Linked DNA regions of Mus musculus: region 2 is linked to region 1. Evidence: chromatin loops called from intact Hi-C (ENCODE). Cell type or tissue: left cerebral cortex. All regions are shown on one strand. Each heading gives the region's core, and the rest is flanking DNA. Links, peaks and the distances in the headings are about the cores only.

Region 1 (6,334 bases), core at 539-5,538:
TGGAATAATGGATCTTTTTTTTTGTCATACTAAATTCTCAAGATTGGATGTGTCAATTTTTGGTCATAAATTGGGAAGGGTCTCATAGGAACTGGTTCTCTCTGTGAAGGCAATTTTAGTGGACAGCTTCTGAAGCAGGGGGAGTAATTATCTTGAGTGTCATAGCCACTTATAATTTGCCATGTTCCGGGGATATCTTCATACACATGACCATGTGTGTAGCCCTGGTTAAACCCAGCCTGTCACAAGTAACAACAACTAAAGCAAATGTCCAGAAAGTATTTATTGAGAAAAAAAATTATGTTCAAGGGAGATGGATGAAAACAAGAGTGCACAAAAAGTGAGTTTAGTCAAAATCTATTCACATACTTGTTGGAAATCTTCTAAGAATAAGATGAAAGACTAAAAGAAAACCCGTGATAGTTAGTACTGTAAACTCACAGTTTCATAGAGTGAAGCAAAGTGGATTTTCACTTGAGCCTGAACAGATTAAAGTAAGGATGAGTGAGGGACTCAAGATAATTCCTCTTGGAATCCTACCAAAAAGTGACATGTGTACTTAAGGGAAAGGGTCTCAAACTCTCAGTAGTAATTTTAAAGACTTTGGATTTTAAGAGCGATTGAATTTTTAAGAATTTGTAAAGACTGTGGAACTTTTAAAGTTATTTAGATCAAGGTGTCAATTGTACAGGCTAGTTTTGTGTCAACTTGACACAACTAGAGTTATCTCAGAGAAAGGAACTTCAGTTGAGGAAATGCCACCATGAGATCCAACTGTAAGGCATTTTCTCAATTAGTGATCAAGGGGGAAAGGCTCCTTTTGGGTTGGACCATCTCTGGGCTGGTAGTCCTAGTTCGATAAGAGAACAGGCTGAGCAATCCAGGGGAAGCAAACCAGTAATGGAAATCCCTTCATGGCCTCTGCATCAGCTCCTGCTTTCTGACCTACTTGAGTTCTAGTCCTGATTTCCTTGCTGATGAACAGCAGTATGGAATTGTAAGCTGAATATACCCTTTTTTCCCAACTTGCTTCTTGTTCATGATGTTTGTGCAGGAATAGAAACCCTGAAAAAAACAGCACTCATACCTGCCAGTGGTGGAGAGTGCAAACTTATTCTCCTATAACCATAACCCTTTAAGTGTTCCAAGACTCATTCAAAATACTGTACCCTATCAGATATTTTCGATGTGTTCAATTTCACAAAGTTCTTAGGTGTATCTAAAATGATAATCGATTTTAAACTTACCGCTCCTTCAGTGGACATTGATGGTAACAACAGAATGAGGAAAAAACACATCAATGGGAATGAATCCATGGCTGAAACTAACCAAAGAAGATATTGTAGTTGAAGCTCATAGTATGTGAAACAGAGAAGGAAACTAGAAACATGATAGAAGTTATTCCCAAGCAACTATATGTGATAAACTCTTTAACAATACAAGAAGGAAAGAAACACCAAGAAGGGTCATTGTATGTTTATTGTGCCAACCTTGAATCATATAGGACTGATTCATAAGCTAAACAGCTTTCCTGATGGCTCAGGTGTGCATTTGCAAAAGGTGAAAGTTCTGAGTTTCTTTATGAACATATCTATTACTCTGTCATCAAAAGCAAAATTTGAGAAACAAAACAATTTCAAGTTTTTGAAATTTACTTCCACTGTGCATCATCTTTTATTTTACCACTCTCTGTATATAGAGTTCTATACTAGACATGGATACGTGTATCAGGGTTATGATTATGCAGGCGGAAACATATGAAAACAATCTAAACAAACTCTTTGAAAAACAATTCAAATTATGATATTGTTTTACTTAATTGCATCAAATTTCACTTTGCTCCATTAGTAGCAAATGTAAACACAATTAATGAATTGTAAATTTATTTTAACTGATAGCATTCAGTCCATACTTTACAAATGGGATATACCATATTCTTATTAAGAATTAAACATACTTGTTCAGTCTCATAGTGTTTACTCTCAGTAGTTGCCAAATTCTACATTCTTTGGATGCTGGTAGAACTTAAGTGAGGACACATTAGCCTTGTAGCTGGAACTCAAAGAAACAGTTTATCTTGAAAACTGAATGGGTAGCACCTTATAATGTATACTGTGTATTTATTCTTATACTTCATAGTTTTTAAATTCATATTATTTGCCTCAAATTTGTATATAGCTCAAAGACAATGCAAAGGAATTATCATCAAGCATCTACTAAAATTTGCATTTTGAACATCATTTACCCTTTTCTTCTATTCAAATCGTTCCATAAATTCTATAATGATTCCTTTCAAATCAGTGTCCATAAAATTTCTTCGGAATTTATGGCTAAAATTTTAGTCAGTATCTCTCCACACTTATCTGTAATTTCAATTTCAACCTTGAACTTCATACAGCCAAATAACGAACAATGACCTATAAAACATTCTAGATAGTACTGAATCATCATACAATCGTTGCTTATAACTAGTAGAATAGATAAATTCACTCCTCTACTTGGTGGACCAATTAATAGGGAATTGCAAGTAAGGCTTCTGTTTCTTCTGACACTTAAGGAAAATATTTTCTTGCTATTATCCTGTACAAATGAAGAAATGCATAGAAATTAAGTTTTCTAGTCATCTGTGTGGTTTGTTTCTATATACTACTTCCTACTTGATGAGGTTCATGCTCAAAAATTCCTTGGCAGTCCCATTACTTCTATGTATATTTCCAAATCTGAGGCACTGATGTGTCTCTAGCCACTGCAATCTTTGCACTGTAAAAATTATCATCTTGAAATTTACTTTTTTTGCTGTGCAGTCTTACCTCGAATAGATTGTTTCACGGGATTTCTGTTCCTGCTTCACTCTTCTTTGCTTCTCTGATTCTTTGGGATTCCTCCTTTCCTTGTGAAGTAGTGACTTTAGAAGTTTGAACTCAGATGCAGATGTGCTGCACAGCCTGCTATTTAAAGCAAAGTAGTTTGATTGAAATGTTAATCTTGGCTTCTGATTCTTGAACATCAGACTATATAAGACAGTGACATTTGATCTCAGGCATAAGTACATTCCGTTCATGTGTTGTTGGATCATCAATCTACTGTTTCTCTTTCCTCATGGATTTTTCCATTTGTTCCTTTTTCAAATGAGAGACAGGGAGGGGAGATTCACATCTATTTTCACAGTATTGGTTTACCATGCTAGTTTATAGGTTTGTTTTGGTTTGGTTTAGTTGTGCTCATATTAACTTTATATCTAATTAATTTTCTATTTTTGTCACCCTTTCATATTTCTTGCTATGGGTAAAAGGGTGGCAGGAAAAGACTGGAAGACAGAAAGGAAACCAGTGGGAAACATCTCTTGATCTAGCTGGAAGCCTAGGACTGAGGAGAATACCAGGAATCTCTGATGGTGAGTCCAGCTGAGATCCTGCAAAAGAGTGTGTGGAGTCTTAAGTGAGTAACCCATGTAGCCAGCCAAGAATAGTAAAGGACTTTGGGGAACAATAATTCAGCCACAAAAACTTCAACCCCAAATATTCTTTCCTTAAGTTCTGAAGAGATTAAGATAGAGTAGAGACTGTAAAAATTCCAACAACTACTGACACAACTTAAGACCCATTCCATGAGATAGAAGCAAACTAACACTATTTAAGATAATCAGCTATCATGCAAAGAGAAGCCTAACATAACTATCTCTTAAGAGGCATTATCCAGTTTCTCTCCATTTAGTTTGATGTTGGCTACTGGTTTGCTGTATAATGCTTTTATTATGTTCATGTAAGGGCCTTGATTTCCTGATTTTTTCCAAGACTTTTATCATGAAGGAGTGTTAGATTGTTTCAAGTGCTTTCTCAGCATCTAACGAGATTATCATGTGGTTATTGACTTTGAGTTTGTTTATATAGTGGATTATGTTGATGGATTTCCATAAATAAAACCATTCCTGAATCAGAAGGATGAAGGCTATTTGGCCATGATGGATGGTCATTTGGATTCAGTTTGTGAGGATTGTGTTGAAGATTTTTGCATCGAATTTCATAAGGGAAATTGGTCTGAAGTTCTCTTTCTTTACTGGATCTTTGTGTGGTTTACATATCAGATTAATTGTGGCTTCATAAAATGAGCTTGGTAGAGTACCTTCTGTTTCTATTTCATGGAATAGTTTGAGTAGAGTTGGAATTAAGTCTCCTTTGAAGGTCTGATAGAACTCTGCACTAAACCCATCTAAAACTGTTTTTTTTTTTTTTTTTTTTTTTTTTTTTTTTTTTTTTGGTTTGGAGATTATTGATTACTACTTCTATTTCTTTAGGGGAAATGGGACTGTTTAGATAGATAATCTGATCCTGGTTTAACTTTGGTACCTGGTATCTGTCTAGGAAATTGTCCATTTCATCCAGGTTTTCTAGTTTTGTTGACTTTTGTAGTAGCCTTTTGTAGTAGGATCAGAAAATGTTTTGGATTTCCTCAGGTCCTGTTGTTATATTTCCTTTTTCATTTTTGATTTTTGTTAATTAGGATACTGTCCCTGTGCCCTCTAGTTAGTTTGGCTAAGGGTTTAGCTATGTTGTTGATTTTCTCAAATAACCAGCTCCTGCTTTGGTTGATTCTTTATGTAGTTTTTTTTGTTTTGTTTTGTTTTGTTTTGTTTTGTTTTGTTTTGTTTTGTTTTTTTTTTTCCTACTTGGTTGTTTTCAGTCCCACTAAAATCAGGGACTAAAGAAGGCTGCCCACTTTTGCCCTACCTATTCAATATAGTATTTGAAGTTCTAGCTAGGGCAATTCGACAACAAAAGGAGATCACAGGGATACAAATTGGAAAGGAAGAAATCAAAATATCAGTATTTGCAGATGATATGACAATATATATAAGTGACCCCAAAAATTCCACTAGAGAACTCCTGAACCTGATAAACAGCTTCAATGCAGAACCTGGATATAAAATTAACTCAAACAAATAAATGGACTTTCCCTACACAAAGGATAAACAGACTGAGAAAGAAATTAGGGAAACAAGAATCTTCACAATAGTCACGAAAAATATAAAATATCTTGATGTGAATCTAAGGAAGTGAAAGATCTGTATGACAAGTACTTCAAGTCTCTGAAGAAAGAAATTAAAGATCTCACAAGGTGGAAAGATCCCCCATGTTCATGGATTGGCAGGATTAATATAGTAAAAAATGGCTATCCTCCCGAAAGCAATCCACAGATTCAATGCAATCAAAATTTCAACTCAATTCTTCACTGAGTTAGAAAGGGCAATTTGCAAATTCATCAGGAATAATAAAAATCACAGGATAGCAAAAAATATTCTCAGCAATAAAAGAACCTCTGGTGGAATCACCCTGCCGGATATTAAGCTCTACTACAGAGCAATGTGATAAAAGCTGCATTATACTGGTACAATGACAGACAGGTAGATCCCTGGAATAGAATTAAAGACCTAGAAATGGATCCACACAACTCTGGTCACTTGATCTTTGACAAGGGAGCTAAAACAATACAGTGGAAAAAAGACAGCATTTTTAACAAATGGTTTCTGCCCAACTGGCAGTTATGATGTAGAAGAATTTAAATTGATCCATTCTTATCTCCTTGTAAAAAAGCTCAAGTCAAACTGGATCAAAGATCTCCATATAAAATCAGAGATAGTGAAAAGAATAGAGTAGAAAATAGGGGAAAGCCTCGAAGATATGGGCACAGGGGAAAAATTCCTAAACAGAACAGCAATGGCTTGTGCGGTAATATCAAGAATTGGCAAATGGGACCTCAAAAAATTGCAAAGTTTCTGTAAGGCATAAGACACTGTCAATAAGACAAAAGGGCCACCAACAGATTGGGAAAGGATTTTTGCCAATCCTGAATCTGATAAGTGATTTATATCCAATATATACAAAGAGCTCAAGAAGCTGGACTCCAAAAATGCAAATAACCCCATTAAAAATGGGGTACAGTGCTAAACAAAGTACAGTGCTAAACAAAGCTCCTTGGGTTCTTTCTCTAGCTTCTCCCCAATGGAGAAGCTAGAGAAAGCACCCAAGGAGTTGAAGGTGTCTGCAAACATATAGGTGGAGAGGAGAGGAAAGAAGAGGAGAGGAGAGGAGAGGAGAGGAGAGGAGAGGAGAGGAAAGAGAGGAGAGGAGAGGAGAGGAGAGCAAAGGAGAGCAAAGGAGAGCAAAGGAGAGAAAAGGAGAGCAAAGGAGAGCAAAGGAGAGAAAAGGAGAGAAAAGGAGAGAAAAGGAGAGAAAAGAAAGACATCATCCAGCAGAGAATGGAGGCAGATGAACACCCACAATCAAAAATCAAACAGATGTTACGTAGTCTTCTGGAAGAGTGGGATAAAATACTA
Region 2 (6,334 bases), core at 384-5,383, 220 kb after region 1:
TACTAGACTTTGATAAGTGTATCAGGGTTGTGACTATGCAGGCAGAAACATATAAAACCATTAGAAACAAATTGTTTGAAGAACAATTTTATATTGTGATATTGTTTTACTTAAGTGCATCAAATTTCACTTTGCTCCGTTAGTAGTAAATGTTAATATAATTAATGAATTGTAAATTTATTTTAACTGATGGCATTCAGTTCGTACTTTGTAAATGGGATATTTCTTGTTTTTATTAAGAATTAAAAATACTTGTTCTGTCTCATAGTATTTACACTCAGTAGTTGCCAAATTTTATATCCTGTGTATGCTGGTAGAACTTAAGAGTGGACACATTAGCCTTGCTGCTGGAACTCTTGTAAACTGAATGGGTAGTACCTTATATTGTATAGTTTGTATATATTCTTCAACTTCATATTTTTTAAAAATCATATTATTTGTCTCAAATTCTTATATAGCTTAAAGACAATGCAAAGGCATTATCATCAAGCATCTACTAAAATTTGCATTTTGAACATCATTTATATCTTTCCTCTATTCAAATATTTTCATAAGTTCCCTAATGATCCTTTCAAATTGGTATCTATAAAATTTCTTTTGAATTTATGGCTAAAATATGAGTCAGAAACTCTCCACACATATCTGTAATATCATTTCCCCCCTTGTACTCCATACAGCCAAATAACTAACAATGACCTACAGAACAATCTTGGTAGTACTGAATCATCATACAATTGTGGCCTATAACTAGTAGAATAGAGAAATTCACTCCTCAACATGGTGGACCAATTAATAGGGAATTGCAGGTAAGGCTCTGTTTCTTCTGAAACTTAAGGAAACGATTTTCTTGCTATTATCCTGTACAAATGAAGAAATGCATAAAAATTGAGTTTTCTAGTCATCTTTGAGGTTTGTTTCTATATACTACTTCCTACTTGATGAGGTGCATGCTCGAAGATTACTTGGCAGTCCCATTACTTTATATATATTTCTAAATATGAGGCACTGATGTGCCTCTAGCCACTGCAAATTTTTCACTGTAAAAATTATCATCTTGAAACTTATTTTTTTGCTTTGCAGTCTTACCTCGATTGATTGTTTCACAGGATTTCAGTTTCTGCTTCACTCTCCTTTGCTTCTCTAATTCTTTGGGATTCCTCCTTTCCTTGTGAAGTGGTGACTTTAGAAGTTTGAACTCAGATGCAGATGTGATACACAGCCTGCTATTCCAAGCAAAGTGGTTTGATTGAAGAGTTACTCTTGGCTTCTGATTCTTGAACATCAGACTATAAGACAGTGACATTGGATCTTAGCCATAAGTACTTTCTGTTCATGTGTTGTTGGATCAACAATCTACTGCTTCTCTTTACTCATGGATTTTTCCATTTGTTCCTTTTTCAAATGAGAGACAGGGAGGGGAGATTCACATCTATTTTCACAGTATCGGTTTACCATGCTAGTTTACAGGTTTGTTTTGGTTTGATTTGTTTGTGCTCAGATTAACTATATTTCTAAATATTTTTCTATTTTTGTCACACTTTCATATTTCTTGCTATGGGTAAAAGGGTGGCAGGAAAAGGCTGGAAGACAGAAAGGCAACCAGTGGGAAACATCTCTTGATCTAGCTGGAAGCCTAGGACTGGGGAGAATTCCAGGAATCTCTGATGGTGAGTCCAGCTGAGAATCTATAATAGGATGTGTGGAGACTTAAGTGACTAACCCATGTACCCAGCCAAGAATAGCAAATGGCTTTGGGGAACAATAATTCAGATACAAAAACTTCAACCCCCAAATATTCTTTCCTTAAGTTCTGAAGAGATTAAGATAGAGAAGAGACTGTGTAAAAATTCCAACAACGACTGACACAACTTAAGACCCATTCCATGAGATAGAAGCAAACTAACACTATTTAAGATAATCAGCTATCATGCAAATAGAAGCCTAACTATCTTTTAAGAGGCATTTTCCAGTTTCTCTCCATTTAGTTCGATATTGTCTACTGGTTTGCTGTATATTGCTCTTATTATATTTATGTATGGGCCTTGAATTCCTGATTTTTCCAACACTTTTATCATGAAAGAGTATTAGATTTTGTCAAGTGCTTTCTCAGCATCAAACGAGATGATCATGTGGTTTTTGTCTTTGAGTTTGTTTATATAGTGGATTATGTTGATGGATTTCCATATATAGAACCATTCCTGCATCAGAAGGATGATGCCTACTTGGCTTCATCCTTGAATTTGTAGATGATCATTTGGATTCAGTTTGTGAGGATTTTGTTGAAGGTTTTTTTGTTTTGTTTTGTTTTTGTTTGTTTGTTTTTGTTTTTTGGGGGGGTTTGCATCAATATTGATAAGGTAAATTGGTCTGAAGTTCTCTATGTTTGTTGGTTCTTTGTGAGGTTTTGGATTTCCTCAGGTTCTGTTGTTATATCTACCTTTTCAGTTTTGATTTTGTTAATTAGGATACTGTCCCTGTGCCCTCTAGTTAGTCTGGCTAAGGGTTTATCTATCTTTTTGATTTTCTCAAAGAACCAGCCCCTGCTTTAGTTGATTCTTTGAGCATTTGATTTTGTTTCCACTTGGTTGATTTGAGTCCCACTAAAATCAGTGACTAAACAAGGCTGCCCACTTTCGCTGTACCTATTCAATATAGTATTTGAAGTTCTAGCCAGGGCAATTCGACAACAAAAGAAGATCACAGGGATACAAATTAGAAAGGAAGAAATCAAAATATCACTATTTACAGATGGTATGATAATATATATAAGTGACCCCAAAAATTCCATCAGAGAACTCCTAAACCTGATAAACAGCTTCAGTGAAGAACATGGATATAAAATAAACTCAAACAAATAATTAGACTTACCCTACAAAAAAGGATAAACTGACTGGGAAAGAAATTAGGGAAACAACACCCTTCAAAATAGTCACAAAAAATATAAAATACCTTGAGTGAATCTAACTAAGGAAGTGAAAGCTCTGTATGACAAGAACTTCAAGTCCCTGAAGAAAGAAATTGAAGATTTCAGAAGATGGAAAGATCCCCCATGCTCATGGATGGGCAGGATTAATATAGTAAAAATGGCTATCCTCCCGAAAACATCTACAGATTCAATGCAATCCACATCAAAATTCCAACTCAATTTTTCACTGAGTTAGAAAGGGCAATTTGAAAATTCATCAGGAATAATAAAAATCATAGGATAGCAAAAACTATTCTCAAAAATAAAAGAAGCTCTGGTGGAATCACCCTGCCTGACATTAATCTGTACTACTGAGCAATATGATAAAAGCTGCAATGTACTGGTACAGTGACAGACAGGTAGATAACTGAAATAGAACTGAAGACCCAGAAATGAATCCACACACCTCTGATCACTTGATCTTTGACAAGGAAGCTAAAACCATACAGTGAAAAAAAGACAGCATTTTAACAAATGGTGCTGGCCCAACTGGCGGTTATCATGTAGAAGAATTTGAATTAATCCATTCTTATCTCCTTGTAAAAACCTCAAGTCAAACTGGATCAAAGATCTTCACATAAAACCAGAGGCACTGAAATTAATACAGTAGAAATTAGGGAAAAGCCTCAAAGATATGGGCACAGGGGAACAATTCCTAAAGGGAACATCAATGGCTTGTGTGGTACATCAAGAATTAACAAATGGGACTTCATAAAATTGCCAAGTTTCTGTAAGGCAAAGACACTGTCAGTAAGACATAAGGGCCAGTAACAGATTGGGAAAGGATTTTTACCAATCCTAAATCTGATATGGGATTTATATCCAGTATATAAAAAGGGTTCAAGAAGCTGGACTACAGAAATTCAAATAACCCCATTAAAAATGGGATAAAGTGCTAAACAAAGTATTCTCAAGTGAGGAATAACGAATGGCTGAGAAGCACCTGAAAAAATGTTCAACATCCTTAATCATCAGGGAAATACAAATCAAAACAACACTGAGATTCCACCTCATACCAGTCAAAATGGCTAAGATCAAAAATTCAGGTGACAGCAGAAGCTTGCGAGGATGTGGTAAAAGAGGAACACTCCTCCATTGCTGGTGGGACTGCAAGTTTGTACAACCACTCTGGAAGTCAGTCTGGTTCTTCCTCAAAAAATTGGACACAGTACTACTGGAAGAGCCATCAATACCTCTCCTGGGCATATACCCAGACGATGTTCCAACTGGTAATAAGAATACATGCTAGACTATGTTCATAGCAGCATCATTAATAATAGCCAGAACCTGGAAAGAACCCAGATGTCCTTCAACAGAAGAGTGGATACAGAAATTGTGGTATATTTACAAAATGGAGTACTCCTCAGCTATTAAAAACAACGAATTGATGAAATTTTTGGGCAAATGTATGTATCTGGAGTATATCATCCTTAGAGAGGTAACCCAATCACAAAAGAAGTCATTAGATATGCACTCATTGATAACTGGGTATTAGCCCAGAAACTTAGAATACCCAAGATACAATTTGCAAAAACAAGAAAACCAAAGAGGGAAGACCAACATATGAATACTTCATTCCTCCTTAATATAGGGAACAGAATACCCATGAAAGTGTATACAAAGACAAAATTGGGAGCTAAGACAAAAGGATGGACCATCCAAAGACTACCCCACCTGGGGATCCATCCCATAATCAGCCACCAAACCCAGACACTATTGCATATGCCAGCAAGATTTTGCTAAAGGGACCCTGATATAGCTGTCTCCTATGAGGCTATGCCACTACCTGCCAAATACAGAAGTGGATGCTCACAGTCATCTATAGGATGGAACACAGGACCCCCTATGGAGAAGATAGAGAAAGCACCCGAGTAGCTGAAGGCGTCTGCAACCATATAGGTGGAACAACAATATGAGCTAACCAGTACCCCCAGAGCATGTCTGTAGCTGCATATGTAGCAGAAAAAGTCAGAGTCAGCCATCATTGTGAAGAGATGTCCCCTGTTATTGCAAACTTTATATGCCCCAGTAGAGGGGAAGGAAAGGGCCAAGAAGTGGGGGTGGGTGGGTAGGGGAGCAAGGAGAAGGGGGGGATATTGGGAACTTTAGGGATAGCATTTGAAATGTAATAAAGAAAATATCTAATAAAAATTAAAGTAAAGAAAAAGAGAGGAAAGGAGAGGAGAGGAGAGGAGAGGAGAGGAGAGGAGAGGAGAGGAGAGGAGAGGAGAAGAGAGCTAAAGAAGGGAAAGGAAAGGAAAGGAAAGGAAAGGAAAGGAAAGGAAAGGAAAGGAAAGGAAAGGAAAGGAAAGGAAAGGAAAGGAAAGGAAAGGAAAGGAAAGGAAAGGAAAGAAGAGACATCATCCAGCAGAGAATGGAGGCAGATGAACACCCACAATCAAACATCAAACAGAAGTTAGATAGTCTTCTGGAAGAGTGGAATATAATACTAAGCAAGCTTAGGGTCTAAGGCCATAACAAGAAAAATTACAATGTCAACTAATCTGTGCCCATGGGGGCTCACAGATACTGGGCCAACATGAAATGATCATGCAGAGTATGGAACATCTCTCCCTACATTCTTGTTGCAAATATTCTGCTTTGTCTTCATATGGGAACCCTAACAAGCAGAGTGGGGCAGTCTATGTCTATGTTTCCTGGTGTTGGATCCCTTTCCCCCTACCTGGACTCCTTGCTTGTGCTTCATTAGGAGAGAATGTATATATTCCTTCTGCAGCTACATGCTCCTGGGTGTGGTAGTACCCAAAGTATTGGTCCCTCCTCACTGAGGAGAAGGCAATGGAGAAAAAGAGAGGGAATTGAAATAGGAGATTATGAGGAAAGGAGGGAGTAGGGGTTTTGATTGGAATGCAATGTGAAGAAAATATAAACAAAAATATTCCAAGAATAAGAGAAGAAAACATACCAAATTTCATGTTAATTTCCTTTTCTTATTAGATTCAAACATGCTCACTTACATAGCCCCCTATATCTAACTTTTTTCTTTGTGTCTATTGATAGTACCATGTTCATCCTGCACTTTATGGCTAATCTCCACTTATAAGTGAATAGATACTGTATGTGTATTTCTAGCTCTGTGTTATCTGTAAGGTACATAAATGTTAAGAACATAAATGAAAAAGTGTTCATGTAGTTTAATGGGGCATGTTATGAGATGTTATAAGCTTAGTGAGGGTATAAATATCTTGAGGTAAACAATTCCCAGTTTTCTGAGAAACCACTAAATTGATTTCTAACCTTGTATAATTTTGCATTCCCACTAACAAGGATGGAGTATTCCTTTTCTCCAATTCCTCTCCACCATGTGCTTGAGTTTTTCATCTTACCCATTCTGAGATTTGTAAGATC

Evidence for each region. Peaks named below come from ENCODE experiments on the same cell type or tissue, not always from the same donor. Only the 100,000 strongest peaks of a DNase experiment are listed, where the experiment ranks them.
Region 2: a loop joins it to region 1, with 13 times the contacts of the local background. A loop is called at or near these places in 2 of 42 quality-filtered maps.

Annotation. Positions count from the first base shown.
Region 1 is chr17:38,765,817-38,772,150 of GRCm38, reverse strand. No RefSeq gene overlaps it. Among named protein-coding and RNA genes, the nearest start is that of Esp31, 130 kb to the right of the region's middle. In left cerebral cortex, for the core only: no CTCF peak of the experiment used is centred there; no DNase peak of the experiment used is centred there.
Region 2 is chr17:38,549,148-38,555,481 of GRCm38, reverse strand. It overlaps Esp34 (exocrine gland secreted peptide 34), which reads right to left and starts at 1,290. Exons shown (of 3, transcript NM_001177585.1): 1 at 1,087-1,290. In left cerebral cortex, for the core only: no CTCF peak of the experiment used is centred there; no DNase peak of the experiment used is centred there.